Regions from separate parts of the Homo sapiens genome. Here region 1 is linked to region 2. Evidence: chromatin loops called from intact Hi-C (ENCODE). Cell type or tissue: heart right ventricle. All regions are shown on one strand. Links, peaks and the distances in the headings refer to the core of each region. The heading gives the core; the rest is flanking DNA.

Evidence for each region. Hi-C counts contacts between places; a loop is a spot of excess contacts. Peaks named below come from ENCODE experiments on the same cell type or tissue, not always from the same donor. Only the 100,000 strongest peaks of a DNase experiment are listed, where the experiment ranks them.
Region 1: a loop joins it to region 2, with 2.8 times the contacts of the local background. A loop is called at or near these places in 24 of 110 quality-filtered maps.

The regions. Positions count from the first base shown.
Region 1 is chr3:124,920,061-124,936,144 of GRCh38, forward strand. It overlaps MUC13 (mucin 13, cell surface associated), which reads right to left and starts at 14,691. Exons shown (of 12, transcript NM_033049.4): 1 at 14,601-14,691; 2 at 7,472-7,933; 3 at 3,467-3,589; 4 at 2,137-2,243; 5 at 174-229. The coding sequence starts at 14,652. In heart right ventricle, for the core only: a CTCF peak has its summit at 8,747 (motif pointing right); a DNase peak (open chromatin) is centred at 8,741.
Region 2 is chr3:124,987,578-125,003,661 of GRCh38, forward strand. It overlaps HEG1 (heart development protein with EGF like domains 1), which reads right to left. Exons shown (of 17, transcript NM_020733.2): 10 at 14,680-14,738; 11 at 14,275-14,435; 12 at 10,112-10,246; 13 at 3,367-3,409; 14 at 3,210-3,247. Among named protein-coding and RNA genes, the nearest start is that of HEG1, 60 kb to the right of the region's middle. RefSeq lists a silencer at 7,828-8,122 and an enhancer at 13,754-14,953. In heart right ventricle, for the core only: a CTCF peak has its summit at 8,031 (motif pointing right); DNase peaks (open chromatin) are centred at 6,138 and 8,074; H3K27ac peaks cover 7,406 bases.

The DNA of each region.
Region 1 (16,084 bases), core at 5,092-13,091, 67 kb before region 2:
GAGGCAGGGCCAAGGCACACAGTCCCCTTTGCAGTGCTCAGACTGAGACTGACCCTCTCCTCTTAACTTGTGACTTGCCACAGAGGGCCTTAATGTTACATGCAGACCTCAAGAGAAGCTCGGAAGTTAGACAGACACACATCTGCCTCCAAAATTGTCCATAACAAACTTACCTTACAGTAAGAATTACAGTCTGTCCATAAACAGATGTGCCAAATACATCTTTAAACTGTGGAGGAAAACAGATTTAATAACAAGTAAAAAAAATTTTTTTTTCACATTTTCTACAAATCAAATGAGGCAGAAAAAAATAATGCTCTATCTAGCTTTTAACAGGATCCAACTGGGTAGAAAATGGACCCTGGGAGACTTCTTAGGGTCTGAGCTGGGACTGCCCCCACAAAGGCTGCTAAGAGGACCTTGAAGAAAGTAAGTTGTCTCTATTTTCCTAACTCTACTCTAATGGTTGCAAGGGAGTTCTGGTGCATCCCTTCTGGATTACAAATCTCCCAGAAACTATAAGAATGCTTCATCCCCTCACTGGTTCCCCCAGGAACATCAAACCCTGACTGAGATCAAGTATCTAATCTGATCTCTGAAGACCGGGGCATAAGGCCTGTAACTGGAGGGGGCTTTTGTGACACTCACACTCAAAGTCAAGTTTGGGGAAAGTAGTGCTAAGTGACCATTGCTCAGTAAAGCCACATGAAGTTCTTCAGGGGTTCCCTGGAAGTAGGACCACATTGATGTTGCTGTCTTCAATGTACTGAAAACATCCGTGCTGGCACATTTGAAAGCAGATCCAAGATGAGAGGGCAAGTCACTGCCAGCTGGCCCACAGGGCAGAGGTGACATGGCAAAGGGACAGAGCAAACTCTGTGAGACAGCAGCCACAGATCCTATCCTAGCGTTGTCACGTACTGGCTGGCTGTGCAGTCGGAAGCACTAGCTCTCTTTGCACCATCTGTAAAATCATTTCCACGATACATTTTTTACATGTTACCAGTTCTAATAGTGATATAATTTCAAATTGAGAGACATTGTCATGGAATAAGACTTCAGCTTTAAAAAAATGTCTCTCCATCTCTACTTCCTTTTTTTTTTCTCCAGGCAGAGTCTCACTCTGTTGCCCAGGCTGGAGTGCAGTGGCATGATCTTGGGTCACTGCAACCTCCACCTCCTGGGTTCAAGAGATTCTCCTGCCTCAGCCTCCTGAGTAGCTGGGATTACAGGCGCCTGCCACCACGCCTGGCTAAATTTTTGTATTTTTAGTAGAGATGGGGTGTCACCATGTTGGCTAGGCTGGTTTCAAACTCCTGACCTCAAGTAATCTGCCCGCCTCATCCTCCCAAAGTGCTAGGATTACGGACATGAGCCACCATGCCCAGCCTCCACCTCAACTTCTAAGACATATTTAAGGCTAATATTTTTTCCTTTAAAACTGAACTTTGAGCTGTATTGGCTGGACATGCTCTGAGGGTCCTTCCAGAGCTAACATCTGTGGCTGCAGAATGGAAAGACCCTTTCCTTTCATGCTTGCTCACATGTGTGCACTTGCTCACAATAATCTAAATGATGGGAAACTATTGTTCATGCCAACATTTTTGAAAATGGGAAAAATAAGTAACAGATATTCAGATGTAATTCTTCTTCTAGACATTTTTTTAAAAGCCAGACTAGTATGAAAATTTATGCAAATTTGAATATAAAAAAGAAAAACAACATCTTTAAATTTTTTCTCTTTCATTCTGTGGAAATAATTTATTTTAAAACTTCATGATATTTATCTGTCCATTTAAAACTGTGTTAATAGCTTATAAAACAATGGGTATGGTATGGCTGGAGCCAGCTTCTGCAGGCCCTCTGCCATGCCAGGCCAGGTGCCACGCCTCCAGGTGCAAGACCATGGGGTGGTCCAAGGGTCCCAGGGGAGAGGCCTGGGCAATGAAGAAGTGGTGGCACCGGTGGAGGCGCTCAGGACAGCTGCTGTTTACCGACCAGTAAAGGTACATTTCACTGTTTGAACAACTGGTACGATGGTACGAGCGTGAACCACCTGAAGACCAGCTCTACACTCTGCAACTCAGTGTTAGAACAAAGAATGCTTTACAGAAAGGAAAGTTGGAAAATACTTACCAAGCTAGTAATTTCACTATGCAAGTCTTGATAGGCCATGGAATGTTTCTCTTCTGGGTCAAATGTTTCTGATACTGTCACTGAAATCTTCCCAGGGAATACCTTTCCTGAAAGTTAAGCAGAATCTTTCTGTACTATTTGATGAAAAGAGGGTCATTTCCATTTTGTTTTAAAACATAGATTATTTTTTAGAATTCCCAACATTATATAACGACACTACAGGAAATCTGGAAATATTTTAAAAGTTACCCATCATCCTGCCCAACCTAGCACAACCATTTTAATTTTGGTATATTTCTTTCCATTTACAGTTTACATTGTTGTAATTCCAAGTTTATGCCATATTTTTTTTCTTCTTATTATATAATAGGTATTTTCCAAATCGTTGCCTAGTCTTTTTTTTTTTTTTTTTTTTTGAGAGAGAGAGACAGATAGGGTCTTGCTCTATCACCCAGGCTGGAGTGCAGTGGCACAACTGGGTCACTGCAGGCTTGAACTCCTGGGCTCAAGTGATCCTCCTGCCTTGGCCTCCCAAAGTGCTGGGATTACAGGTGTGAGCTCCTATGCCTGGTCTCATAACCATCATTTTTAAAGGTTGCATAATATTCTGTGAAGTACATGTCCCCTTCCTTGATGTAATCATTTTTTGTTATTGGACTTAGTGCTTTTAATTATTTAAAAGGAAAAGAAAAAGTTGCAATGAACATCTTCACACACAAACTGTTCTTCTGTATTTGGGGTCACTTACTTAGAGTAAATCCCCAGGAGTGAGATTATTAGTGCTAAAAATATGAGCATTTGGGGGCCTTTTGGTATATCCCTAACCCCAGTGGGCAATGCAATGCATTCATTTCTTATAGAATTGGCTGCTCTGGAAAATGAAGATATTTCTCATTCATAAAACAGAAAAAAAAAAAAAACAGAACTCAGACAGTCAGCCCTCAGACCTTCACTGCACCCTGGTGATCTAATCAAAACATCATTATGCCACAAGTGTATAAATGTACTCCTGAAATCCATTTTTAGAGCTGAAGGGCTCTTATGTCTCTAAGAGGGGGATCTGATGTTATGGAGCAAACAAATCTTGTGACACAGAACTGAAGATCAGGCTCCCAGGGTTGCTGGACTGTGTGGTCTTTGATAGATCACCTTGTTCTGCCTCAGTGTCCCTAGGTAACAGCACTTTTCTCTACTTTGCTGGCCTTTGTTGCCTCTGCATTTTCTTTATCTCTCATATTTTGGAATCTCCTTTTGCCATCATTTTGAGTTTTCGATTCCACTTTTGGTGTGAGATACAGAGCTCAGCCATGGCTCATCCCTTGTAACTCACCTTTCTTACATGTAGAAGAGTTGTAGTAATACCCTTCTAAACACAGGCAAAAACTTGTATTATGCAGCTTAACACATAACGAATTATCTGCACAGGGATCATCTTGGCAAGGATTGCTGGGACCTTAGATGGAGTAGAAAGAGATTAGAAATCCAGAGAAATGACAATAAATAACAACTGGAAACGTATTTTTCCATCTTCATGCCTCCCCCCTGGGCCCTTTCCATTCCTTGCTTGTGTTACTCCACAGCACACTTTTGGAAGAGTTAAAAACAAATATTTGCTTGCTTAGGTCTCTAGAGAGTTTGTTTCTGAAATTCTAGAGCCAAGTATAATACTTGTCAATAGTAAAGATCAGAGATTAGTGTACAAGGGCTTGCCCAAAGAAAGAGAGATTGCAGTCTTCTGACTCCAAGGAGTCAGGAATCTTCAGATCTCAAAGTCCCTCCAGAACCTTGAAGCATGGTCCTCTAACACTAGGTGGGGCTCCCCAAAACATTCTAGATAAAACATCTTATTTTTAGAAAGGTATGAATAATTGTCATATAGGAAGAAACAGCCAAGAAGCTCCAAAAGAAACTAGATGTCACATTCTGTTAGGCATACCTAGGAGACATAGCCATAAAAACAGGAATGGGATAGTAAAGGAGAGAAATGTGGATTAACTCAGTGAAAATTCTAAGAGGCCATGAGAAGACATTCCAGCCTCTGGCTTTCTAAGTGGATCATCTGAATAAATGGTGAAAATAACACTGCAATGGGTTCTACACTGTGGGCTGAGACTCCCAGGCCAGGCAGGGTGTAGCATCTTTCTTTCTCTGGGGAACTGATGAGATCTGAGGAGGAGAGTTAGCTCAGTGGTCCAGTGGTGATCTGGGCTATGAGTTTTCTTCACTTCTGTCAAGTGGAATGATTCTGAGCTGTGATGTCAGAATAGCTTATGTGTTTGATAACCTTCAGAGCTGTCTTGAGAGTCTTACAAACCTATATGTAGAAACCACTGATTTCTTTAAAAGCTGTATGTAAGGTACAATGTGTATAACATGCTCTCTTTTGTGAATAAAAGAAGGGAAGGATTATACACAAGCAAATATTTGCTTATATTTGCATAGGTAATTTCAGGAGGGAGATACAAGGAATTGGGCACAGAAGTTGCCTCTGGGGAAGGAAACTGGGGGTCTGGGTCCTGGGGGTTTAGGATGAGAGGGAGATTTATTTTTTATTGTACATGATTTTGCCCTGTTTGAGCTGTTTTTTCCATAATTATAGGCCTAATTTACTTTTATTAAAAAATAAAAAGTAAAATAATGCTGGTGAGAATATGGGGCAATGGGAACTCTCATTCATTGGTGGGAATGCAAAATGACACAGCCACTTTGAGAGGAAAGTTTGGTGGTTTCTTACAAAAATAAACATACTCTTACGAGAAGATCTGAGAGTCACCCTCCTTGGTATTTAACCAAAGGTGTGGAAAATTTATGTCCACACAAAAGCCTGCACATCCATGTTAATATCAGCTTTGTTCATGAGTGCCACTACTTGGAAGCAACCAAGATACCGTTCAGTAGGTGAATGGATAAACAAACTGGTACATCTAGACAATGGAATATTATTCAGCACTAAAAAATGAGCTATCAAGCCATGAAAAGACATGGAGGAAATGCATGCTACTATGTAAAAGAAGCCAATCTCGAAAGGCTACATAATGTATGATTCCAACTATATGACTTTCTGGAAAAGGCAAAACTGTGGAGACAGTAAAAAGATCTGTGGTTGCCAGGAGTTAGAGGGGAGGATGAAAAGTGCAAAAGATATTTAGGGTTGTGATCCTATAATAGTGGATGCATGCCATTATACATTTATTTGTCCAAATTCATAAAATGCACAGCACCACGAGTGATCTCTAATGTAAACTATGGTCTGTAGGTGATAATGATGTGTCACTGGAGGTTTATCAATTGTAATAAACACACTGCTCTGGTGGGGGATGTTGATAATATATGTGTCAGGCCAGGGAGTATATGGGAAACCTCTGTACCTTTCTCTAAATCTTGCTGTGAGTCTAAAACTGCTCTAAAAATAAAGTTCATTAACATTATATTTTTGAGACAGGGCCTTGCTCTGTTGCCCAGCCTGGAGTGCACTGACACAATCTTGGCTGGCTGCAACCTCTGCCTCCCAGGCTTGAGTGATACTCCCACTTCAGCCTCCTGAGTAGCTGAGACTACAGGTGCATGCTACCACACCTGGCTAATTTTTGTATTTTTCTGTAGAGATGGGGTTTTGCCATGTTTCCCAGGCTGGTCTTGAACTCCTCAGCTCAAGCAATTCACCCACCTCAGCCTCCCAAAGTGCTGGGATTACAGGCGTGAGCCACCATGCTCGGCTTCCATTAACAATTTTTTAAAGAGAAAAAAAATAGACTATATGGGATAAAAGGAGGCATAGTTCAGTATCTTATAAACAAAAATAAGCGTCACCCCTCTGACAAAGTATGAACCAGTCTTCTAAATAAAATTAATGGCTTCTTTAAGAAAAGCCTCAGCCACCTTGCAAAGATGACTTGGGAAATCTTAAGGAAGAATGTGTCTCCTTCTGGAGACACCAGACAAACAACTCTGAGGTGCTTTCTCTTCAGCAACGAAGGACAGACTCATTAACTTGTTTCATGGCCAGGAATTGATTAAGTCACAGGATGTTACAGCCAGAAGAGATTTGGGGGGCTTTTTAGTTCAGTCTCGCCTTATTGCAGATCACTAAGTTGAAGCCAAGAGAGAAATGACTTGCCCCATGCCCCACAGTTTGTTCATGGTAGGGCCAGAACACAGGAAGATGGCCTGACTCTGAGGGAACACCTGGCGAAGCAGAAATGGCTTAGAAAACCTCTCTTTCCTGATCCCAGGACAGCTGTGTCCCATTGGATCCCGCCTTCAGAGTGGCCCCTCCAAACATGAAAGATTGGGGAAAGAGGTCTTAGATACAGCCTCTGGGGTCTACTTGCTTAACCATCTATTTCTTAAATCTATCAAAGAACATTGAGGAAGCTACCAGAAGTTAAGGGTAGGGAGACATCCACTTGATCTTTGACCCTGGGTGAGTCATGGCCCTCACTGGGTCCCAGATTTCCCATCTGAGAATGATAGGATTTATCTAGATTCTTTAGGCTCTAAAGTGTGACGATTCTTCTAGATCAAGGGCTGGCAAACTATGGTTCACGAGTCATATCTGACCAACCTTTTGTTTGTTAACTGTGGCTGCTTTCATGTTAAAATAGTAGAGTGCAGGAGTTACAACAGAGACCCCACATGGCCCACAAGGCCATTTAGCCTTTACTGATAAACGTAGTTGATTTCTGTTATAGGCTGAGCTTGGGGAAGTGAAGCAAATGGTTCCTGTTTCATTAACTTCTGCTTGAGGTCACTTGTCATCTCTTAGTGTTCCCAAAGCATCTGTCCTTTGGACAATGGCCCTGGTTATGCCTAGGATTGTTTGAACACTGCTGTTGTTTTGCTTTCTACCCCTCAGTCTCAAATTCTATGACTTGGCTCAAGTTCCACATTGTGATCAGCCACCATCTTACAAGGGTAGAACTGACTTCTTCCTTAGGTAGACCAGAGAGCTAGACCAGTGGTGCTGGACAGTCTGTGCTTATTTGGACCTGGTCTTCTCAGAGCAGCTGAAACTATTTCTAAAAATCCCCTAGGGAGAGGAAAGCTATAGAGCTACCTTTCACAAAGCCCAAGTTCATTAAAAAAAATACTGCACAGCTAGCAAATAACTTGAGGTAGGATGGGAGGGAAGGAAAGGAGAACAGAAGGAAACTGAGGATTTTAGGGCCTCTGCTGTCACTACATTGTGACACAGATTTCAAGCCCACAGTTCATTTCCAAAGAAACCTTGGGCCTCTTTAGACCCATTTTCCTACCCCACCAGAACATACCCACCTCCCTCCCTCCACAATTGTACTCTCCATCCTTGGGGAGTCTTTGAGGGAATTGTCCTTACCTGTGCTGTTTAGGGTGCTGGTCTCCAATAAAGCGGTGCCAGTGGGAGGCCCTGATGATTGATTGTCTTCTGTGGTGGGGGACATTTCATTGTTACTTTGTGTTTCAGAAGGAACCATTGTGATTAATCCATCATTTGGAGATGAAGCGGTGATTATGTCAGAGGTAGCTAATGAATTTACATTTGTGGTTGACTCACTGTCTGCAGCAGTAGGTATAGGAATTGTGGAGGAACTATGTGTACTAATTATGGGGGGAGCAGGTGTAGGAATTGTGGAGGAACTATGTGTACTAATTATGGGGGGAGCAGGTGAAGTAGCTGTTGGGAAAGAAGGTGTATTTGCTGTGGTGCTAGCAGTTTCAGGGAAATTAGTTTCAGTGGTATCAGCTGCAGCTACTGTAGGACCACTAGTCGCAGTTTCTGTGGTTGTTACAGCATCAGCTGAGTTGCCTTGGTTGGTGGCTGGAGGAACAAAGATACCAAGTTTGAGGAGACAGTACATTGAATAACTAATGGCAGTTACTTAATACTAAATCATATCCAACTCATTCTTTTTTTTTTTTTTTTAGAGGTAGGGTTTCCCCAAGTTGCCTAGATTGGTCATAAACCCCTGGGCTCAAGCAGTCCACCCTCCTTGGCCTCCCAAAGTGCTGAGATTATAGGTATGAAGTGCCATGCCCAGCCTCAACTCATTCTTTTCTGGAAAAATGAAAATATATGACTACATTAAAAATTAAAATACATGGTTATTTCTAAACACAAAAAACCCACAATAAATAACATTAAAAATTAAACAGACAAAACTGGAAAAAATGTTATTGAAAAATGTGACAAATAAAGAGTTAATGTTTATTTATTTATTTTAGGAATAAGGTCTTGCTCTGCCACCCAGGCTGGAGTGCAGTAGTGTGATCATAGTTCACTGCAGCCTTGAGCTCCTAGGCTCAAGCAATCCTCCCACCTCAGCCTCCCAAATAGCTAGGACTACAGTTGTAACACCTCCATGGCTGGCTAATTTTTTTGTGTGTTTTAGAGATGAGGGTCTCACTATGCTGGCTAGGCTGGTCTCTTAACTCCTGGCCTCAAATGATCCTCCTGCCTCAGCCTCCCAAAGTGCTGGGATTGCAGATGTGACCCACCAGTCCCGCAGAAGAGTTAATGTTTTTTAAGTTGAATACTAAGAAGTAATATTATTTATGCCTGTAGTCACGTAACTGTAGATCAGGGTTTAATATACTTCAGACCATTCTCAGTGAGGACAATTGAGAATGCCACAAGGTGGCGCAGTGACTACCCAGAAATGGACTACTTTTGTCTTTCTGCACTTTAAGGCAACTGTCCCATTTTTTCATTACCTTGATAGATTGAGGGAGGGAAAGGTTAGGGTTGGGTAATTTAAAGAATAATAAAATAAAAATACCTCATTAAGTGCTTATTATACTTCTTCCAAAATTTTATTCTAGTAGTGTTTTCCCATTCACAATTCTAGATACATTGACTAAGAGTAAGATGAATAAGTGATCTTTGCCCTCTGAGCTATGATGGATATCAAAGTCGCATTTTCACAACTTTTAGGAACCCCTGGACACATGGAGTAGTAAACTCTAGGGATCCAGTGATCCATTTTCTTCCCCCACTCTTTTATTTTATTTTTTTTTTTTAGAGACATGGTCTTGTTCTGTCACACATGCTGGAGTGCAGTGGTGCCATAATAGCTCACTGCAGCGCTGAAACTCCTGGGCTCAAGTGATCCTCCCACCTTGGCCGCCCAAGTGTTAGGATAACAGGTGTAAGCCACCTTGCCTGGCCCAGTGATAAGTTTTCTAGAACTTTTCCTTGTCTCTAAGAACTCTGACCTTGACAATAGGTTAAAAAAATTATTGAAAGAAAAAGGTTTAGTGAGGAAGCAATTTCTAAACCTTAGGGTGCAGAGAACTGCAGAATATGCTTCCTGATTCCCCGATGGGTCTATGAGCCCCTTGAGGGCAGAGCCTGATTCTTCACCTTGAAGAGGGCTTGGCTAACATAGCCATTCAGAAGTGTTGAAGAGATCAGCAATTGCTCTTCCTAGGTAAGAAATACATCAGCAACTGGCAATGTTGACTGCCAGTCTTCCTATTCCTGCCACTCAGGATAGTTCTCATCTATCAAGCACTGGCCCTGTGCCCGACTGTACCTGTGAAGTAGACATAAGTGCCCACATTTGACAGAAGAGCCCACCAATACTCAGAAGGGTTAAGGAATTTGCCCAGAGGCAAAGCCAGGTCTGTGAGATGACAATGTCCTAACTATCACTTGATTAAAGTTATGGGGAAGGCCATCCATTTAATGAAAAAGCCAAGACCCCCGAGGAACAAACACAAGAAAAGCAAATAGAGAAAATTGGGGATCAGAATGAAAGCGGTGGAAATAGAAGTGACCTCCACGGTGCCCTCTATCATCGGAGTAGCAGTGAGAGTGGCCAGGGGCTGGCTCTCGCTGTGGAAAACTCTGGACAGAAGAAAAGGACTTGGCAGACTGTGGGTGCAAACAACCCCAACCCCACCAGACCCTGAATTTCATGCTTTGGGAATATTCATTCTCGGCCGATGCCAAAGAACCAACATGTTTCTGTAGATGTGCATAAAACAAATTGGGACTTCTTGAGAGGTTTTTGCAGGTCTTTGGAATTATGACAAGGAGTTTTGGACTTGGTGGCTTGTTTATTTTGGTTTTAAATTTCTGTTCACTAGGGAGAATACATTTCAGAATGCTCAATTAGTTTTAATAAATGAGACACATTCCAAGCTGACAGCAATTCATTGCTGTGAATAGCTACGATTTTTTTTTAAACTAAAATACACTTGTGTGTGTCTATGTGTATATATGTGTTTTATCTGAGGGTTGTATAGATTTCAGGGAAGACAGCTTAGAGCTGATATCCCAGGCTTAAATTATCTAGTAAAAATACCCAAGAGGAACTGTAAAATAACCTATTTTGTTCAATCTATAGATAACAGAAATATATGAAGACATCTGTGCAGTAGAAATAACTTTAGTCTTTTTATTTCCTTAGGTCCTAAAGCTTCTAAATAACACAAGGATAGCACAACGTCCACAGAGGTACAAATCATAGGTTTCAATGGGAAAATATATGCCCTGACCTGGTTTCTTTCTGGGGAACACTCCATAATCACCACCCCTGTCCAGGGCACACCTATAACTGCTTTATTCAAAGCTAGCTGAAAGTCACAATCAAACGCCTTTCTCCCAGATCTGAATTCTTCATTATGATGAGATGTTGGTTCCCAAAGGCACTCATCAGATTCTGTGGAATAATGCAGTCCTAGTCTCTCAGAGAAAGCAAAAACAACCTGGGAAGTTTTGCCTGTTAAAGGCTCTTCAAATGTCACTGGCACATTTTTCATTTGTTTCAGTAAATGCTTGTGCGGGGGTTCTTGCAGTCAAGGTGCTATACAAGGCATAGGGGTGAGGAGGAACGTAAAGGTGTACAAGACACACTTCCTGCCCTTGGTTGCTCAGAATCTGAGATGGAACTCATGTTTGAAGTAGTGATTCCTTACACACACCTCCAAAATCCTTAACGTTACATTAAAAAGCAACTTTTTAAAAATTTTCAGGCCAGGAGCGGTGGCTCATGTCTGTAATCCCGGCACTTCGGGAGGCTGAGGTGGGTGGATCATGAGATCAAGAGATTGTGACCATCCTGGCCAACATGATGAAACCCTGTCTCTACTAAAAATACAAAAATTATCTGGGCATGGTGGCACACGCCTGTAGTCCCAACTACTTGGGAGGCTGAGACAGGAGAATTGGTTGAACCCAGGAGGCAGAGGTTGCAGCGAGCCAAGATCGTGACAACTGCACTCCAGCCTGGCAACAGAGCGAGACTCTGTCTCAAAAAAAAAAAAAAGCAACTTTTTAAAAATTTTCAGGCCAGGCGCGGTGGCTCATGCCTGTAATCCCAGCAGTTTGGGAGGCCGAGGCGGGCAGATCACCTGAGGTCAGGAGTTTGGGATCAGCCTGGCCAACATGATGAAACGCCATCTCTACCAAAAATGCAAAAATTAGCTGGGCGTGGTGGCAGGCACCTATAATCCCAGCCACTCGGGAAACTGAGGCAGGAGAATCACTTGAACCTGGGAGGCAGAGGTTGCAGTGAGCTGAGATAGTGCCATTGCACTCCAGCCTGGGCGACAAGAGCAAAACTCCATCTCAAAAAGTAATATAAGGCCAGGCGCGGTGGCTCACGCCTGTAATCCCAGAACTTTGGGAGGCCAAGGCGGGCGGATCATGAGGTCAGGAGTTCGAGAACAGCCTGGCCAATGTAGTGAAACCCCGTCTCTACTAAAAATACAAAAAAATTAGCCAGGTGTGGTAGTGAGCACCTGTAATCCCAGCTACTTGGGAAGCTGAGGCAGGAGAATTGCTTGAACCTGGCAGGCGGAGGTTGCAGTGAGCCAAGATGGCGCCATTGCACTCCAGCCTGGGCAACAAGAACAAAACTCTGTCTCAAAATAAATAAATAAATAATAAAATAAATATTTTTTTCAAAAGCAAACCTTAGTAGCCACAAAACTGTCAGTATTAATATATCTGGAGGTAGATGGGTGGGAAGTCAGATTGGATGCTCAATTTTTATTTCATATACATCTGTATTGTTTGGATTTGTTACAGTGGGTCTGCATTACTTGTATAACTTTTTTAAACAAAGAAGAGGAAATCAAAACCAAAGTTTGAAAATCAGATCCAGGCTGGGCGTGGTGGCTCACGCCTGTAATCCCAGCACTTTGGGAGGCCAAGGCAGGTGGATCTCCTGAGGTCAAGAGTCTGAGACCAGCCTAGCCAACATGGTGAAACCCCATCTCTACTAAAAATACAAAAATTAGCCAGGTGTGGTGGCAGGTGCCTGTAATCCCAGCTAGTCTGGAGGCTGAGGCAGGAGAATCGCTTGAACCTGGGAGGCGGAGGTTGCAGTAAGCAGAGATCGTGCCATTGCACTCCAGCCTGGGCGACAAGAGTGAAACTCGGTCTCAAAAAAAAAAAAAGAAAGAAAGAAAAGAAAATCAGATCCAAGTGCAGACATGACAAAAAGGGAAATCATTTATTAAGCCCCTATGTGCCAGGCAGTATCCCGGCACATCAGGCTCTTTGTCTCATTTAATCCTCTCAGTCACTCTTCAGTATAGGGATTTCCCCTCTATTGCTACACAGGAAGACACTGAGGGTCAGAGACACCCCACAGCTAATAAGTGGTGGCATGCCATCTGAATCCCTGCTTGCCCTACTTTTGCCCTTCCCCCTGGGTTCTCTGGGTCAAGAAACATCTCCATTCCCCTAAGGTCCCTTGAGCCTCAATGATTCCTGATTCCCTTAACTCTCTATTCATCTCCTTGTCCCCTCCCAGCCAACTTTCCCCTTTCTACCGCCCTTCTATTCTATTTTTAAAAAGTCAAGCCTTTTTTAACAGTGGCTCCTGAAAGTCATACAAGCCTCACCAATTCTTCCTTTGTCCTGAAGGCTTGGACCTAGCATCTGCCCCCAAGGTTGGCAGGAGAGATCTGGTGAGCCCTCCCCTCCTGTGCAGCTAGCCTTCTCCAACCTTCCAGCATTAAGAGCTTGAAACCAGCTCTCAAAAAACTCTAATCCTGATGCCATTCATTCCAGTTCTCTGAAAGGGCTTAATTTCTCTTCATACATCTGCCTTATCAAATACTTTCTTCCTTTCTGCAAGCAGCTTCTAGATTTCAACTCATTGAACCTGAAGGAAATAAAAATATTTCACCCCCAAATATAGCTCCATGATATAATGAGTATTTTAAATTAAAAACTCTTAGAGGTCAACAAGCGCTGTAAGGACTGATCCACCAAAGAAGAACTATTGCTCCTGTTCCCCTCCCTGTTATGTCATTATCCACTACAGGAAAGAAGACCGAGAAGGAAACCACCCCTGAGCTGACCCTTCATCAAGATAAGGACTGTCTCCAAGGATCTTTAAATTCCAAGGAGAATTATCTACAAGTTCATTTTTGTTCCCAGATCCAATTATTCTCCCTAATAATCATTTATTGCCCCTCAACAGAATTCCTCTTCTCCCTTCTTCCATAACTTGTTTTACCAAGATCCAAGCCCCCTTTCTTTCTGTAACCTCAAGATGGTGTATAAGCTTCTATACCTCATCAGGAAGTTGGGTGTTCATGCTGAAGGTTCCTGGGTACACACATTAAATACAGTTGTATGCCTTTTTTCCTATTAGTCCATCTACTTCATGCCAGTGATTTTTCTGCAAAATTTTAGGAAGCCAATTGGCCTCCACAACCCTCACCTCTCAACATACTGCTGACCTCACCCACATGTGGCCCATAGAACCCTTCCTAACTCAGAACAGAGAGTACATGTCTGAAGTCTAATCAACGTGACAATTACTCCCTATGGTTTAGCATTCTCAAATTCAAGTACATTTGTGAAAGGAGGCTTTTTGCTGTGGTCAGCTCTCTGATTATCATGAGAGGGGATCCAGAACGCTATAGTAGAGAACTGGGTCCTTGCAACCTACTTAGTCCTTCTTATCTGGCCTCAGGAACTCTCAAAGAGAAACCTCTGGTTTGCTGAGCCCCCAGATCTCACTCCATAGACCACTTCTTCCCCCCACCCCTACAAGATGGAGTCTCGCTCTGTCACTCCGTGTCATCTCAGCTCACTGCAACCTCCACTTCCCGAGTTCAAGCGATTCTTTCTGCCTCAGCCTCCTGAGTAGCTGAGACTACAGGTGCCCACCGCCACACCTGGCTAATTTTTTTGTATTTTTAGTAGAGATGGAGTTTCACCATGTTGGCCAGGGTGGTTTCAAACTCCTGACCTCAAGTGATCCATCTGCCTCGGCCTCCCATATTGCTGAGATTACAGGCGTGAGCCACCGCGCCCAGCCCACAGACCACTTTTGCTATTGCTCTATCTTCCCCATCACAGGATAAAATGTCTGTGTCTTTGAGCTGAGCTGGAGAGGAAACTTCATTTATAAAATAGACCATGTGCTGGGCTGGGAGAATTGGTAGCTATAGGCCTGCTGATTCTACCTCAAAGACAACATACATGATTGGAAGAATTAAAATGTAAAAATATTCCTTACCTGTGTTTACAGAAAGGAGAGCAAGAAGAGTAAGATGAATGATGGCTTTCATTTTAGCTGTTCTTGCTTGGTAATCTGAGGAGGAAATGATTTCCCTTCCTGGCTACCTTTCGTTTTAACTGTCTTTCGGGTACAAAGTCCAGTCATTAATTGACGTCAAACCACAGAAAGGCAATTATAGCTAGCATTTGGCCAAATACCATAGATCTCTTCCGAGCTTTTGAGATAGAAGAGGTGGAGCTGGCCTTACGAATCATTTTTCTGACTCAAAGCCCAAAATAAGTCAGGACATTCCAAATATCCTTGTGAGGTTGGTGGCACATGAGTTTGGTTAATCTCTTGATATCTCAAATGTCTCCAAGCCGCCATCTTTTAGGAGGTCACCATTCCATTAAACATTCAATAACAAACTGTGCTCTACTCACCCACATATGAGTGCAGGAAACCACTTTCCTCCAGCTGTAGTTCTGAGAATCCCTGAAGAGGACTTACATGTTTCCCAAAATTATTAGTTGCTTAACTTTTGTCACTGTATGCTGGGGACTACCATTCCGGGCCTCTCTGATGGTCATGTCTAGCAACTTTGTAATCACATCTCCAAGCTTCTGTGACTCTACCTGGATACAGCCCCCAATAAAGTTCCCAAGCACAATGGACATCACATCATGGCATTTAACCTAACTTTACTGAAGTCTTGTGGGTGACTGGTGTGTTGGGGAGTTGGCAATAAAGTACAGAAAAGAGAAAACTTAGAACAGCTGATTTGATCTCTCTGCTCCTGGCCACTCATTGGGCAGGCCCCACTTCTCAGTTCCCTTTCTCACCCTCTCTCTAGTTCCTCAGCCCCTCACCTCTCACCATGTGTCAGGAACCAGCTTTACTGCTTGGATTTGGGTCTTCTTAATCTAATTTTCCCTCCTTAAAGTCCAGGGCCCCAACTCTACTGTGTCTAGCCCCAGCCAGAGGAATATAAACTAATGATACCTTGTGAGTTGTGGCTAGAGTTTTGAGTTTAAGTTTTTTTTTTTTTTTTTTTTTTTTTTTGAGACAGAGTCTCACTCTGTCGCCCAGGCTGAAGTGCAGTGGCACGATCTCAGCTCACTGCAACCTCTGCCTCCAGGGCTCAAGTGATCCTCCTGCCTCAGTCACCCAAGTAGCTGGGATTACAGGCATACACCACAATGCTTGGCTGATTTTTGTATTTTCAGAAGAGATGGGGTTTTGTCATGTTGTCCAGGCTGGTCTCAAACTCTTAGACTCAAGCAATCCCCAACCACAGCCTCCCAAAGTGCTGTGATTACAAGCGTGTGCCACCATACCTGGCCTTTGGGTTTAAATTTTAACCCTGACCTTGATGAAAACAAAACATTTTTGTATGATCGCCCAGCAGATAAGCTGCTTATTGTCCTAGAGTCTCCATTCAAGAATAAGACAGGGGTTTGTTCTTACATGGCTGAGAGGTCCATTTAAACACTTTTTCCAAA
Region 2 (16,084 bases), core at 4,359-12,358:
AATGGCGCTATCCCGGCTCACTGCAAGCTCCGCCCCCCCAGGTTCACGCCATTCTGCCTCAGCCTCCTGAGTAGCTGGAACTACAGGCGCTCGCCACCATGCCCAGCTAATTTTTTGTATTTTTAGTAGAGACAGGGTTTCACCGTGTTAGCCAGGACGGTCTCAATCTCCTGACCTCGTGATCCGCCCGCCTCGGCCTCCCAAAGTGCTGAGATTACAGGCGTGAGCCACAGCGCCCGGCCAAGCCTCTCTGTTTCTAACAATATCTTAGGATCAGGTCCGCAGGCTTGTGATGTAACCTCTACTCTTAGCCTTGAAGCATCTCTTCTGAAAGACTATATATGTGTACACACACACACACACACACACACACACATATATATATATATATATATATACCATGTAGTTCTAGTATTCCAGCATTTGGGAAACAAGACTCAAATATCTTAAATTTCTGTCTGATTATTCAGCCTCCTTTTTCCACATTGAAACGTTATAGATTTTCTTATCTATTTTTGTGCACAGGCTACTCCATTCTCTGATCAGTTTACGAGCTCTCTGTGACTCTGTTCTGGTTTCAAGTGAGAAATGAGATTCACACGAAAAAGTGAACACACACCACTCTGTAGACCAGGCAGCCCCTTTAAGGCATAGATATCCTCCTAAACACAAAAGCATAAAGACCCTGAGCCCAGCTGAGAAACTGGCTTGCCTAAATACTGATCTTTAGAAAGGACATGTACTGCCATCCAGACTGTTTTACATAAGCCAAATCTCCAAAATACTCAAGCCTACCCTGTTCAGCATTGACACCTAAAAAGAATTTTGACTATTCTTTAATTTATTAAATAAAAAAGCCTAAAATATGATAACTTCCTTGCCTTATTAAACTGAGTGCACCAAACACCATTTAGAGCGTGATGACTGGGGTCCATTGGAGTGAAGGGCCGTGCTCACATGGTTCTATGGCCCCACAGTGTCCTCTGGGACTTCTAAAGAGTACAGGGTTGTTTACTACACCACTCAGGGCTGCAGGTTGCTACTTAAAAAACAAACATCGGCCGGGCACGGTGGCTCACGCCTGGAATCCCAGCACTTTGGGAGGCCGAGGTGGGCGGATTACAAGGTCAAGAGATCGGGACCATCCTGGCCAACATGGTAAAACCCCGTCTCTACTAAAAATACAAAAATTAGCTAGGTGTGGTGGTGCACACCTGTTGTCCCAGCTACTTGGGAGACTGAGGCAAGAAAATCGCTTGAACCCAGGAGGCGGAGGTTGCAGTGAGCCGAGATCGTGCCACTGAACTCCAGCCTGGCGACAGAACAAGACTCCATCTCAAAAACACAGAAAAACAAATATCAATTCTGTGAGTCCCTCCCTCTCTACTCATATGACTATAAATATAATTGCTTTTAGAATTGCCTCCCTAGTCTTTCTCTGAGGCTATCTTCTGTAACCTCTTGCTAGTCTGCAGTCAAGATAAATCAGATGACCAAAGTCATCAGTAATCCTAAATGGATATGTAATTCCAAGTCTCTAGACTCTGACCTGAGAGTAGCACCATGCTGGGTGCACCAAGAGAGTTTTATGTCAGTTTTATATTCAGCATTGAATGTGTTTGATTTTTATTTCATTATTTTTATTTTTTAGTTATGCTCAAAGAAAGTCAATAATGAAACTTGCTAATAGAAAACCTTTACGAACAAAGAAAACACCACTGAAGAAATCAGATGTAAGGTATACCACTGGGGAATAGAAACTGGGGGCTTTTTTACACACATTAAATAAAATCATGTCTACTTTCCTTCTAGTAAACTTATAAAATAGTCCACTGGCACATTTGTCTGTAGGATGAGAGCCAAAGCTGTCCTAAACTAAAATCTTCATTGTTAGTATTTCTATTACATCCTATGATATGCTATATCCCCAAATTTAATTTTGCAGATAATTTCAATTTCTAATGTATGAATATAAGAAAATGTCAGTGCAAGCAATCTTAAATGAATCACAACTGGTTTTCTCCAAGAACTGGATTAGGTGCAAAACACGCCCCGCTCACAGTCCCCACCAACACTCTTGGCTGCTTGGCGTTCCACCCTCTACTTCCACCTGGAGCAGAGAGGACTCCTAAGTGTGTCTCTAGCATGCCTGGTGGGACTATGCTGGAAATATCTAAGCTGCACCCACATTCTCCTCTGTCCAGTCTGTTCTCAATGCAGCCCAAATTGCTTTCCTTGATCAAACTGCTTTCCTGCTCTAAGACTTTTGCCAGCTGCCTGACAGTTATTGATTAGAGTCTACACTCCTCAGCCTGGTGATCCCAACCCCAACAGTTCAGACCTCATATACTTTGCCAATCCAAATCCTCTACTTTCTGCCTTCCGATCTTCCTATCTTCCAGCCACATCCACTTACACACTGTCCCCAGAACACCAAGGGCCCATGGCTGCCTGAAGACCTTTGTCTAAGTTGCTCCCTCTGCCTGGGATGTCCTCCCCCCATACCCGCCAGTCTAAATCTTTCCTACTGTTCCTCTAATTCCACTCCCTCCAAGAAGTACTGTCGAGTGTCCTCTCATTCTTCTGTGGGCACAGTCCCTGCCTCCCCGTCCCACACCCCATGTCTGGTTATCACAGTAACACTCAGCACACAGCAGGGGTATTTAGGAGTGAGTGTTTCTCTCCCTGCCCAGCCCAGACCTTGAGCCCCTGAACAGTACCAGTCAAGTCTTTCTCTTTGTTTTTTTTGTTGTTGTTTTTTGGGTTTTTTTTTTTTTTTAAAACGAAGTGTCGCTCTGTAACCCAGGCTGAAGTGCAGTGGCGTGATCTTGGCTCACTGCAACCTCCGCCTCCCAGGTTCAAGCGATTCTCTCACCTCAGCTTCCCAAGTAGCTAGGATTACAGGCATGTGCCATCACACCCAGCTAATTTTTGTATTTTTACTAGAGACGGGCTTTCACCATGTTGGCCAGAATGGTCTCTAACTCCTGGCCTCAAGTGATCCTCCTGCCTCCATCTTCCAAAGTGCTGGGATTACAGGCGTGAGCCACCACGTCTGGCCTTTCTCTTTGTTTCCCCCATGCCATTGGCATAGAACCTAAGAAGACAGCAGGTGTGAACTGAGGGAAGTGGGAGGAGACTGACACCTGTGCACTAACAACAGGGCCAGGCCCCTGCCCACGCATAATGGTCCACTTTTGTACACTTACGGTTTCCACAGTTGAGACCACCAAGGCCAAATGGGCAACTGCAAGCCAAGAAAGAAAAAAGGGCAAGAATTAGTTTCCAATCTCAAAAGAAATAAGTGAGGCAATTTATCTAAATAAGATTTGTAACAAAATTAGACTAAATCAACATGGAGCCTACCTCATGCAGGTTTCATTTTCAAGCCTATATCCATCTTCACATGCTGAAAGACAAAAGGAAAATGCATGAGTGTGTCTATTTACCTCTCCCAAACTCCCAGTTAATTAAACGCCAGCCACCCTAAAGTCCACAAGATTATTCTAGTACCAGAAGGCTGCAAACTGCTTTGGAATGATCCTCACTTAAATACTGTTGCCGGCACAACTCTTTTTTTTTTTTTTTCTGAGATAGAGTCTCGCTCTGTCACCCAGGCTGGAGTGCAGTGGTGCCATCTTGGCTCACTGCAACCTCCACCTCCTGGGTTCAAGTGATTCTCCAGCCTCAGCCTCCCAAGTAGCTGGGATTACAGGCATGTGCCACCATGCCCAGCAAATTTTTATATTTTTAGTAGAGATGGGGTTTCACCCTGTTGCTCAGGCTTGTCTCGAACTCCTGAGTTCAAAGTGATCTGCCCGCCTCTGCCTCCCAAAGTGCTGGGATTACAGGCATGATTCGCCATGCCTAGCCTCAAATCTTAACCTTATCAAAAAACTTTTCTTAACCTCTTTGTGGCTCTCAATCTCCCAGCTATAAAAAGTATTTTATTGGAGGTGATTAAGTGAAATAAGGCAATCCAATGGCTTAGTACAGGTCTGGTACATAGTAACCACTAAATCAGGGTTTTGTAGTTGTAATTATTATTACTTTTTGAGATGAGTAGCTTTGTTGCCCAGGCTAGAGTGCAGTGGCACTATCTTGGCTCACTGCAACCTCGACCTCCCAGGTTCAAACGATTCTCCGGCCTCAGCCTCCCAAGTAGCTGGGATTACAGGGGCCCGCCACAAAGCCTGGCTAATTTTTGTATTTTTAGTAGAGATGAGGTTTCACCATGTTGGCCAGGCTGCTCAAACTCCTGACCTCAGATGATCCGCCCTCCTCGGCCTCCCAAAGTACTAGGATTAAAGGCGTGAACCACCATGTCAGGCATGTAGTTGTAATTATTATATGACCAATGCAATTCATTTAGAAGTTCTCTATAGATGAAGAATGTCCCCTGGGGAAACTCCTTCCATCACAAAGACATATGGCTCCCCTTCTTTAATGTAAATCAAACCTTTAACCTGATAATGGCCCTGCTGACACCCTTCCATGAGAAGGGGGGGAGCTGTAGGTGACATCTTCTGGGGCACAGTCCTGGTGTGTACCCAGGTTTTCGTAACAGAATGCTCACCCTAGAGTCTGTGTAGGGGATTTCGGACATATCTAGATGTGTGCTAATCGGCACCTTGCCCAAGAACAGAACTTTGAACCCTCGGGTGGTGCAGCTCATGGAACGCTACTTCACTGAAGCAGTTGCAGCCTGGCCATTTCCCTGGATCAGCAGTTCCTGAATTTATGTGATCACAGAACATTTTCAACACAACAATAAGATGACAGAACACCATGAGCTATAATGCATGCTTGAATGAAAGCAATGAAAAATGGCCTCACAGACAAATTCTCTGCTGCAAGGAATGATAAAAATGTGATACAGGGTTAATGTACGAGATACATTGCATAAAAGATCCCGAATAAGAAAAGGTACAGAGTGTAGAGCTGCAATACTTGATGGGATGGCAGACGTGCTAATGGTGGGTTATGGGGGCCAGTAGCATGCATGGCTGGGGGTGAGGAGGGGCAGGGGGCTGGCGAGTGATGCCCTGTGGGCTGGGTCCAGCGTCCTTGTGTGTGATAACTTTCCTCATGACGATGTGTTGAATCTTCTTCCTCCTACTTTCTTAATGTTAGCAGCTGAATGCCTCTGGCATGTGCTTTATTGTTACAGACTTTCTATTAACATATCACTAGAGTGTTGTGGAATACAGTTTCAAAAACACTGTTCTAAATCATCTGTAATGTGTCTCACAGCAGATATTAGAGAGCTGTGCACCTGGACAGCACTGTTTTGACCCCACAGTATCACTTTTCCTGAGCTACATTCTCTTGTATTAAGGGCTTTTTGTTATAAGCGGCAGCCATGGGAAAGTCCCTGTGGTATTTATTTGGGGATGTCATGGACTGCTTTGCTACAATACCACTCAGTAACCTCTTGACGAGGATGCCCCAGAGAAATTGCTCTTGGCCCCATTGTTTTAAAACACAGGGATGCTCCTGAACAGCTGCTCTTTATTTTAGGGACCCTGACTCTTTTCAAAGTCATGTTTCCCTTTTTGCCTCAGTGTCCGGGAACCTCAGCACTTAAGTGAGGGGCCTTCTTTTAGCAAGCGTGCAGGACCCTGCTGTGTCTCATTCTGCATATTCACTTTCCTTCTGGCCTCAACAAAACAGTCCGTTAATTTCCCCTTTAACCTGATTTACCTTTTACATATTTTTAAATCTTATATTATCAAATCAGTTTTCACTAGGTGCTTTCACTTTATGCCACAGGTAGAGCATAATTGCATCCTGTTTAGGGAAGGAGTAACGAGGCCCCATCTCCCAATCTTTGATACCTGAGTTCTCTGCTGGCCTCACTCAGGTGGGGCCTTCTCTAAGGAGGCAGCTGAGTGCTCCTGCCTCTCCCATGTCTGGTGGCCCTCCTCCTGTGTATGCCTCTGCTTCATACTGCAGCAGGACGTGGGAGTGGGGGAAGCTACCCTGGATGATCCATGGATGGCTAACGCTGCGGGGCAGCCACCGGAAATTGCTTGCTTCTTCAGTGACTCCTCCCCACCCATCTCGGCACTGAGGCAGGCTGATGTCACACCAGCCTTTTCTATTTTGAACACTTCTTCCTGGAAATGTTTTTACATCCAATCTCCCCACCCAACATTAGACTTCATCTGCTGGGTGGAAGTGCTCCACTCCATGGCTGTCATCCAGGCAGATGTAAGGTCCATCTGTTGTCCTGCCCGCGAGCTGATGGGTTGGGCTGTTTTCATTTTGTATCAGAAGTGACCTGGCTCCCTGATGTCATGATATTTCTCTATTTCAAATGGGCTCATTCCGTTACGCATCAGTGGTTGAGTGCTACTGTGCCGTGGCGCTGTTCTGGGGAAACCTTGTCAGTGAGGTGCTCCTGTGCTCCTTAGGACCCAGCTTCTCATCTCACTCACCCTAGAGCAGCAGTCCCCACGTTTTTGGCACCAGTGACTGGTTTCATGGAAGACATTTTTTCCATGGACCAGCAAGGGGGTGGTCTTGGGAAGATGGTCTCGGAATGAAGCTGTTCCACCTCAGATCATCAGGCATTAGATTCTCCTAAGGACCACGTAACCTAGATCCCTCACATGTGCAGTTCACAACAGGGTCCACACTCCTATGAGAATCTAATGCTGCCGCTGATGTGACAGGAGGCGGAACTCAGCTGTGCAGCCCAGTTCCTAACTGCACCTCCTGCTGTGCAGCCCGGTTCCTAACAGACCACAAACTGGTAGGGTTGGGGACCCCTGCCCCAGAGGTATTCTGACCACAGAGCACTGAAGATGAAATGAATTTGGCAACAGCTAGTATATATTCCCAAACTGGGCTTCCCCTATTGCCATAAGACACAAGTGAATTCAAGTCTTCTGGACTTAAAAATAGAAATAAGTAGATGGTGGCATCTTTTTTTTTTTTTTTGGAGACGGAGTCTTGCTCTGTCACCCAGGCTGGAGTGCAGTGGCGGGATCTCAGCTCACTGCAACCTCCGCCTCCTGGGTTCAAGCGATTCTTCTGCCTCAGCCTCCTGAGTAGCTGGGACTACAGGCATGCACCACCACGCCCAGCTAATTTTTGTATTTTTAGTACAGACAGGGTTTCACCATATTGGCCAGGCTGGCCTCGAACTCCTGACCTCATGATCCTCCCGCCTCAGCCTCCCAAAGTGCTGGGATTATAGGCGTGAGCCACTGTGCCCAGCTGACAGTGGCATCTTAAAAACTCTTTTGTTCCCTTGCAGGAAATTATATCTAGCCATGTCAATCTTTTCCCATCTTATTTGCTGCCTTATCATCCACTCGTTCATTCAACAGACATTTGCTGAACCCTGCACTGCTCAGGACATGGTTCTAGCACTCAAGGGAATGGCAGTCGGATTAAAGAAAGAGACATGCAAACAGGTTGTGAGAATTCATTGCCAGGTGTGGTGGCTCATGCCTGTAATCCTAGCACTTTGGGAGGCCGAAGTGGGTGGATTGCTTGAGCCTAGGTGTTTGAGACCAGACTCGGCAACATGGCAAAAGCCCATCTCTACAAAGAATACAAAAATTAGCTGGACATAGTGGCAAGGACCTGTAGTCCCAGCTACTTGGGAGGCTGAGGTGGGAGGATCACTTGAGCCCAGGAGGTCAAGGCTGCAGTGAGACTTGATTGCGCCACTGCACTCCAGCCTGAGTGACAGAGCAAGGCTTTGTCTCTAAAAAGAAAAAAAAAAAAGAATTAATCATGATGCCTGCATGATGGAAGGAAGCTAAGAAACCTATGAGAGGGATATCTACTTTGATTTTATGTGTAGCTTTGAAAGTCTGGCAAAGACATTTTCTGTGAGACACCAAGCACGTTGTGTGTGCATGTGTGTGTGTGCACGCACACGCTGCAGAGAACATAGAGACTTGCTAATGTATAGCTTGAACTGCAGTGATTTAGAAAACACACACTCCTCTATCCTCTATTTATATTGAGCCTTGATTTGAGGTGTCAGTGCTCCAGCACTGATGGCCAGAAGATGTCACTGCTAACCCATCAGAACCCAGCCTAAAGGGCTGTGGCCCAAGAAGCCCGGAATCCACTCCTCAGAGGCCTGATGGTGCAAATACTGCTGAGAAAGGGCTTCACGGGGTCTCAGCAACAAGCCCAAAAGTGAATCAAGGTTTCCTTATGCTGCTTCTTGGGTCCTCACTTGGTCAACATAAGGTTGCTGGTGCCTGTGTCAGCACACTCGGTAAATCTTTCACAGCTATTGTTAATGCTAGCCTGTAACTGAAACAATTACAAAATTGCTGACTTGGAAACAGAGGAAGTGGCGCAGGCCAGCCAGAAGCAAAGGTGATAGGGCCATTGTTGAGACACTGTTCACAGGGAACACCACAGCACCATGCCCATACCTCTGCCCACCTTGTGTCATCCCCTGTCAGCAGCACAGCGCCCCAACACACATGGATGTTAGCCCAGTCCCCTTCCCATGTGAAGATGGGCTCAACTCCTCATTTGTTTTCTTTTTTTTTTTTGAGACAGATGTTGCCCAGGCTGCAGTGGTGCAATGGTGTGATTTCGGCTCACTGCAACCTCCACTCCCCGGGTTCAAGCGATTCTCCTGCCTCAGCTTCCCGAGTAGCTGGGATTACAGGCATGCGTCATCACACCCAGCTAATTTTGTATTTTTAGTAGAGACGGGGTTTCTCTGTGTTGGTCAGGCTGGTCTCCAACTCCCGATCTCAGGTGATCTGCCCGCCTCGGCCTCCCAAAGTGCTGAAATTATAGGCGTGAGTCACCACGCCCGGCTCAACTCCCCATTTCTAAGAGGTGCAAGGAACACTTTGCATTAAAGCAGATAAGATGGCATGAGGAAGCATCATCTCTTTGTAGCAATGTGGCAGTCTGGCACGGCACTGAGACATGCTGTGTCCTAGTCACACATCAGGACCTAGGCCCAACACAGAGAGTTGGCCCTCCCCTTCAAAACCCATCACAGGTCCCACCTGGAGAGCTGATGATGCGCACTTGAGAAGAACTTTGTATCCAAACCTAACAAAGTCAGAGGGTCTGAAGCTCAGGATAAGAGTGCTGCCCTGAAATATATTTTTATCTGTGATGAACAAGTCCTCTCATGGGAAGTCCTGATGGAGAAAAGTGGCATGTCGCCTCGCCCCAGTATGTGATTTTTATTCAGATTCCAGTAACATCCATTGACATCTGTCACCAGCAAGGTGTTGACTGAGTAGGAAAACTGGCCATCCATGATGGCCTTTATATCGTTAGTTTTTCTGGTGATTGCAAGTTGCAGCAGCCTTTTATAAGTCAGGGTGCGTGGTGCTCTTGGACCTGAATTAATTTTATTTTAAAGCAGTATTCTTGGACTACATTCTTTGAGCAGTTTTTCCCTGAAACTAAATGAATTTAAGCCTCACCTTAAAGGTTAGTAGAATTAGATTTCTGCTCTCAAGCACTTCATGAGACCTTTAAAACCAGAACTCATTAATTCAACAACAACCTGGACCAAATACAAGAGCAGATGCTGACAGCTTACAAAGGGCCTCTATATCCACTGCCTTCCTTAACTCTTAGAATAAATATCCAATAGAGGATCACCATACCCATTTCTCAGGAGAGGAAACCGAGGCTCAGAGAAACAAAGTGACTTGCCCAAGGTGATACATGATCAGTGAGGCAGAGTCGGGCTCTGACTCTGGCCTCAGCTGCCTCTGAAAGATATAAGCCTGACCCCACGCTTGTACTTCCACTTTAAAAGATTAGCAGACAACAGATAAAGCTTTGGGAATTAAAACAATAATTTTTCTAACTTCCTTTAAATGGAAAAAAAAAGAAAAGGCACTGCTACCACAGGCATTCCATTCTGTCTTCCTTTGAATTTAATTGGCCAGACCAGCATGCACCAGTCAAAGATAATGCTATTATTCCAAGGAGATAATGTATTCAATCCTGCCACGAGCAAAATAACAAGAACCAGTTACCCTCAGTTTAGAATGGTCACGCCTAAGCAAAGACAGAGAGAGAGCAAGAAAGAGAAACAGAGCACCAGGCAGAGTCCCAGGACTGGGCACAGAACCCCAGGCGAAGCTGTGGCTACCTCGGCAGGAGTGGTCCATCTTGTTGAACTGAAAGTATCCCGACTTGCACTGGCACAGGGCAACGCCGTCCAGGTCAGTGCAGATGGAGGTGTCTTTGTCACATTCGGGACTCTTCCGCTTGCACAAGCTGCCCGCTGGAATGGAAAAACAAGACAGTGAAACAAAACAAAACCTTCTCCACTTCAAACCTTAAAATCTCCTCCACTTCAAAGCTCATGTGTCTGCATGAACTCTCTATTTCAAGAGGCTGAGAACAGTTTTCCGAAAAGTCTCCACAGAGCAACACTCCTCTCAGGAGTCCATCTGTACTGCCTTCTGCCACTCCTTCTCTGATCAGCCGCAGGCTGTGCACCAGTGTTCCCCGTTGAAAACACCCTCACAGCGTGCCACGGACCCACTGAGAAACGAAATTGGAATAAACAGGCCCTGTTCACTCCTCTGGTGCTCACTGCAAATACAGCCCTTAATGGCCCCGTGTCTTCCAAAGGACTGCGGAGGAAGGATCAGCACAACCAGAAAATACGGCTGAGTTCTTAGGAAGCCGAGACTTGGACTAAGAACAGGAGTGCAGGCCAGACCTGTTTCAAGTGGAAGTACATCTCAGCTCTGTGTGTCTGCATGGCCTAAAAAGGGACCTAGAACCACTCCCTGTGGCAAGGTGGCTTGCTGTCCTGACAGCGTGCTGCCTACAAGAGACTGGTGATGAGGAGAGATCTGAAAGACAATCTGCTTGCCCCGGGCTGTAGTGTAATTCTGCTTATCAGGCAGTTTCCCCCACTCCACTGATGGGTTCTTGAGGCTTCTTCATCTCTGGGTCTTCAGTGCCTGGCACAGGGACTGGTTGGTACACATGGCCGCCTGTCACTGACCAGGCAGAGAGAAACAGAGGCAGGCAGAGAAGGAGCCCATCTTTCAGGCTTGCTACCTTGTTTACTTTAGGGCCTTATTCATCTCATGGATGACAAAGAATCATTTCATTATTATCAGAAAGCATTTCCTGTGGGGCATATGGCCCTCTGTGAAGTTGTGTACAGCAGACACAATGAGGGTGCATAGGCCTCCTGTGTATATGGGGTACACAGAGAACAGAACAAAAATAGGAAACCAACTGGATAGTGGATAGTACCTTATTTACACCCATGTGCAGGGCAAGGCAAGCTAGATATTTGCTGTTGTTATTGGGGGGCAAGCTCAAGTTCAGAATGGGAAGAAAGATGCAAGGGGAAGGGCCATGTATCTATTGTGCAGGGAGGAATGGCTGCCAATTTTCCAGGCATGGTCTCCCATTTCCCACCCAAAGGAGGAAGCCAACCTATTCAGAAGCCAGGTACCCCTTTTAATGCTGCAAAACTGCCCCTGCCCAGGCAGGTTTTGGTGACATGAGCTGCCACCCCACATGGGGTTCCTGAAATCTGCCCCCTTTTGTGAGTCCTGAGAACTCAGGACCGGTAGACAGCCTGGTCACACGAGGTAAGCTTAGGACACAACTCTAGTTCTCAAAGCTGAATTTCCTGCCTTTATCAGTGGAAGCTAGCGTGCTCAATCAGAACCACATTTGTGTGTGTGACAGAATTTCCTTTGTTTATTGTAAAAAGTTTGTATTTAAGGGAGAAAAATTAAAAATGGAAAATCTCACCAGGCAAACACTGCAAAGCTGGCACCAGGGAGGTAATGAACTTCCACAATCCCTCATCTCAACTCTTTGAAGGCTTTGCCAGTCCTCAAGCCTTAATATAAAGAAATTCCTCCAGGGCAGAAACCTGTCCAGGCTGACACTTGCCTTGTCCAGCAGCCAGCCAGAGTTGCCTGGCCTGATTAGATATTTTCTGGAAGCCAATGTCACGTTTTCCTTCCACCCTGCCCATTAATCCAGCCTGCTGGCAAATCACTCTGCTGGAGCAACTGTGCCCTGCACAGAAGCAGATCCATGCAAAAGCATGGGACACAGGCCCTGCCTCTGCAGTGGAGGAGTTGCTACCCTACAAATTCTCAAAGAATATTCTACCATAAATTCATCCAATAGGACCACGTAGAATCCCATTTTCATATAAAGCCTGGCAATGTGATTTTGCTACATTCACAATTCCCATGGTCTTTCCTGGGCATAACATCCGCCAAAACAGACAATGAGACTCTAAGTAAATCTAAAGCTGAGACATTCCATGGGGGATTTCCAAAGACTAAACCTCTGGAGATGACAAGAGCTGCAGTTCTTTGAAAGGCAAGGAAGTGGATATTTTATGAAGTGAAGACAGAAAACCCTCCTTTCCAATGGCAGTGTCCAGAGTAGCCCAGCACTGCCCTTATGCTGGAAACACCCAGATGTCAGAAGCTGTCAAGGCCACCTCTCTAGTACTCAGAAAGGTTAGCATGAGACCAGGCTGGTCTTGGCAAAACCTGGAGAAGACCTGGGAGGAAAAACAGGGAAACAAGCCTGTTTTTTTCAGCTAATATGCATAGCTGTCTTTGTTCTCACGGGCTCTGAAAGGAGAAGTAAATAGGAACTTCAGCAAGGCAGCAAGGGTGAGAGGTACTTTCCCATAAACCATATACAAGCAGTCGGAAGAATGGGAGTCAGAGGGTGGGTAGGGCTGCCATGAGCAGGCTCTTTCAAATCCAAATGGCTGGCACTTGATTTGCAAGGCACTTGATTTGAATGCATTTATGGGAAACAAAAAGTAACCTGGTGCAATGTTGATCACATAGAATGTATTCCATAAATATTTAGTGAACTGAAAGGTGACTTTCCTACCTCACTGGGGAGGACAACTTGGTACCCTTGAATCCTTGTCAAGAGAAACAAAAAAGTAAAACCATAGAGTCTCAAAGTTTCGAGCATGATATAATGGGGCATGACCTTTCTACCTCACTCCCCCATCAATAGTAACTTCAACTTCAGAAAGTTTAGCTTTTTTTTTTTTTCTCAGATTAATAACTAGCCTTAAATGGGCCAAGCTCCAGCTCTTATCCCAGAATGAAGGGCTAACAATCTGGCTCCCAAGCTCTGTAATATACAGGCCCACTCCAGAAAGCTCTCTTGACTGGAAGTTATGGAACCCAGGCCCACTGGGAATGTCAATGTCATGGATCTACCAGCAGACTGTTACAACCTGATATCTTCTACTCATGTCCAGCGTCTGGATGCCAGATGGGTGGTTTAGACTAGATTCTCCATCCTTTGCCAGCCCTACTTGTGTAGTAAAATGAGCTAACTTTGATCATGTAGCACGTGGCAACAGGGACAAGCCCCCTTTGCAAAGAAGTACTTTAGATTCCAGTTGAGTTTTCCTGTCCTGGAGGTGAAACTTCTCCTCTAAGACCAAAACTTCCCTTTTGAACTTGTCTCCAATCCCTTTCTTCATTTGCCTCACACCAGAGGCACTATAGAAGCTTTTGACAAAACAGACAAAGCAAGAATGAGAAAAGGAAAATAATTGTTTATGGCGCCACTGTGGGCATTCTGGCCTCCATTCTTCTGGTTTTGTTTCTGTGCATTTATAATGTGCAAACAAACAAACACAAAGGATGGGTAATACTGCACATGCTTTTTTTTTTTTTAACCTAATAATGTATCATGATGAAGGTTTTGGTGGTGGTTGTTTATTCTGTTTTTTGAGGCAGGGTCTCACTCTGTGGCCCAGGCTGGGGTGCAGTGGTGCAATCATAGCTCATTGCAGCCTCGAACTCCTGGGCTTAAGGGTACCTCAGCCTCCCATAGTACTGGGATTACAGGTGTGAGCCACTGCCTCTGGCCAGATGAAGGTTTTTTTGGGTCATTGACAAGCATGTACATTCTGTTTCCCCAAAGAGAGCAGGAACTTTTCAGTGGAAAAAGAGTGATTTCTGCTTTGTCACATCAGCTCCTATGCCCCTCCCCCTCCCACATCAACACTGGATAAAATAAACAGAAGGAGCTGCATGCCAAGGACCAGGTGTCTTCAAGGCTTGTGTACAGGACTCTGGGTGTGTGTGTGCATGTTTGTACATGCATGCACACATAAAAGAAGATGCATGTGCACAAAGGTCTTTGACTTAACACCCATGCCAAAAATAGGCTCTGTGAGGGCCTTTCCTGGGCCTGAGCCCTGGATGCCTTGCATTTCCATCTTAGGTCTGTGCCTAACTATATGGGTAGGATCCTCCCAGAGGGCTGCCCTCTTACCTCTAAAGATCCGCCTCTGAGATCCCAAGAGCTGGCAGACCTCAGCAGAGGACTTGCAGGAGTTGACACATTTCTGCATCCTATCAGCCAGGTCAAATAGCGTCACATTGGAGGCCAGGGAAAAGGTTGTTTGCAGTGAGATCACCACCGCGTTGGACTCCCTATAGGCAAAGTTTGTGGGTTTTTAACAGCCCTGAAATGACACGTGGGTCCCAAGGCTTTTGGAAATGAATGTCATCGCCATTCACCAGTGACGGGATGGGAGAGCATGAAGGTCAGTGACCTTGGCCCTGGATTGCCCCATGGCTGGGTGAAAACAGCCCGGTTTTGTTGCTATCACCCATGTTAGAACAGCCTCCCCTTTGTACAGACTAGTTCACAAGCAAATATAATTCTGTTACTTACCTAGAGGCGTGAACTGTAGATCGGATGTAACTAGGTAACGCTGAAAAACACATATTTAACTGAAAGGAAGAACAAGCCTGTCGTTAACAGTGAGTTAGACAAAAGCCTTGGACCTAGAACCAGTTTCCTATTTTCAGGATAAAACAGGCATTTTCCAGCCATCAAGTTATCAGCACGCGGCTTTGCACAGAAGTGGTGTCCTTTTTTTGTTCCCCTCTTAAATGCCTTTCTGTTGTTCCATGAGTACAAAGAGAAAGAGGCAGAGAGTAAATCAGTGGGGAAAATCTTGGCAGGAAATGATGTTCAGAATAGCACCCTTGGATGCAAAACATCTTCAAAGAAGCAGCTCTCTTTTAAGGCCCAGGGTTTCAAACAACTCAGAGGCAACTGTTTATTTGGACTCTGCATAGTGAACGAGCTGCACTGGAAAGGCTCCTTTCAGCTACTCTAGGTCTGACAGGCCCTACATAGACGCCTCATAATCTACAATGAGTTGACCTAACTCAAAGACAGGTCTTCTTCAAAAAGGCTCTCCGTGAGAAATTACATTATGTGGGTCAAGAGCCCCTTTGTTGAGAGCAAATTAAGAGCTACTCTCCCTATGTTTGCCTTGTGCCCTTGGAGACGGCAGAAAATCCCTCTACAGCATGAAATATCAGGCCTGCTTCCCTGCTACCCTGCACAATAGGAGCTATCGAGACTCCTTTCCCGGAGTGGAGGGTCTCAGTACTGGGCCCAGTGCAGATCCACCTGTGTTCAAGGCCCATGTATCAGATACATGCCACTCTGCAGAAGATGGAGGCAAACATGGGACATTATCAAACCCTTTCTATGACATCAGTGTATAGCCTAATAGCAATGATTTATTATTGTTGTTTTATTATTAACCTGTTTTTCCAGGTTTGGTAAACAGAACACCTCGGGAAAGAACATTTGAGTGGCTTCCTCAGCCAATGATGGATTAATCTTCACTCTTTCTTGGGGACAGGTATGTTACATCACCAGTAAATTATACATTGATACTGGGCAAAAAATAGCAAGTCAAATAAGTCACTGAGCGCCACGTAATGCAAAGGACTGCACTTCTGCAAAGGGTTCTAAATCCCTGTATTATCTTAGCAGGAGATATCCACCTGCAGCACGACCAACAGGCAGCTGTGGCGAAGGGACAAGTATAGGATTAGTAGACATAAAATTCTGCTGTGTAGTAAAGAATTTAACCTTGGCCCCAGGGAAGTCAGGCCTTTGCTCTTGGATCCTGGGAGGCCATCTCTAAGCCCTTGGAATGTGCTGTCTAATAAAAACTTCTTTGTTTACCTGGGGGTGCTGGGCCATGCCAGAGAGTCCAACAATGTGATTTATGGTGGGGTTGGGTAACATGGTATCAGCTCAACCTCTAGAGGGG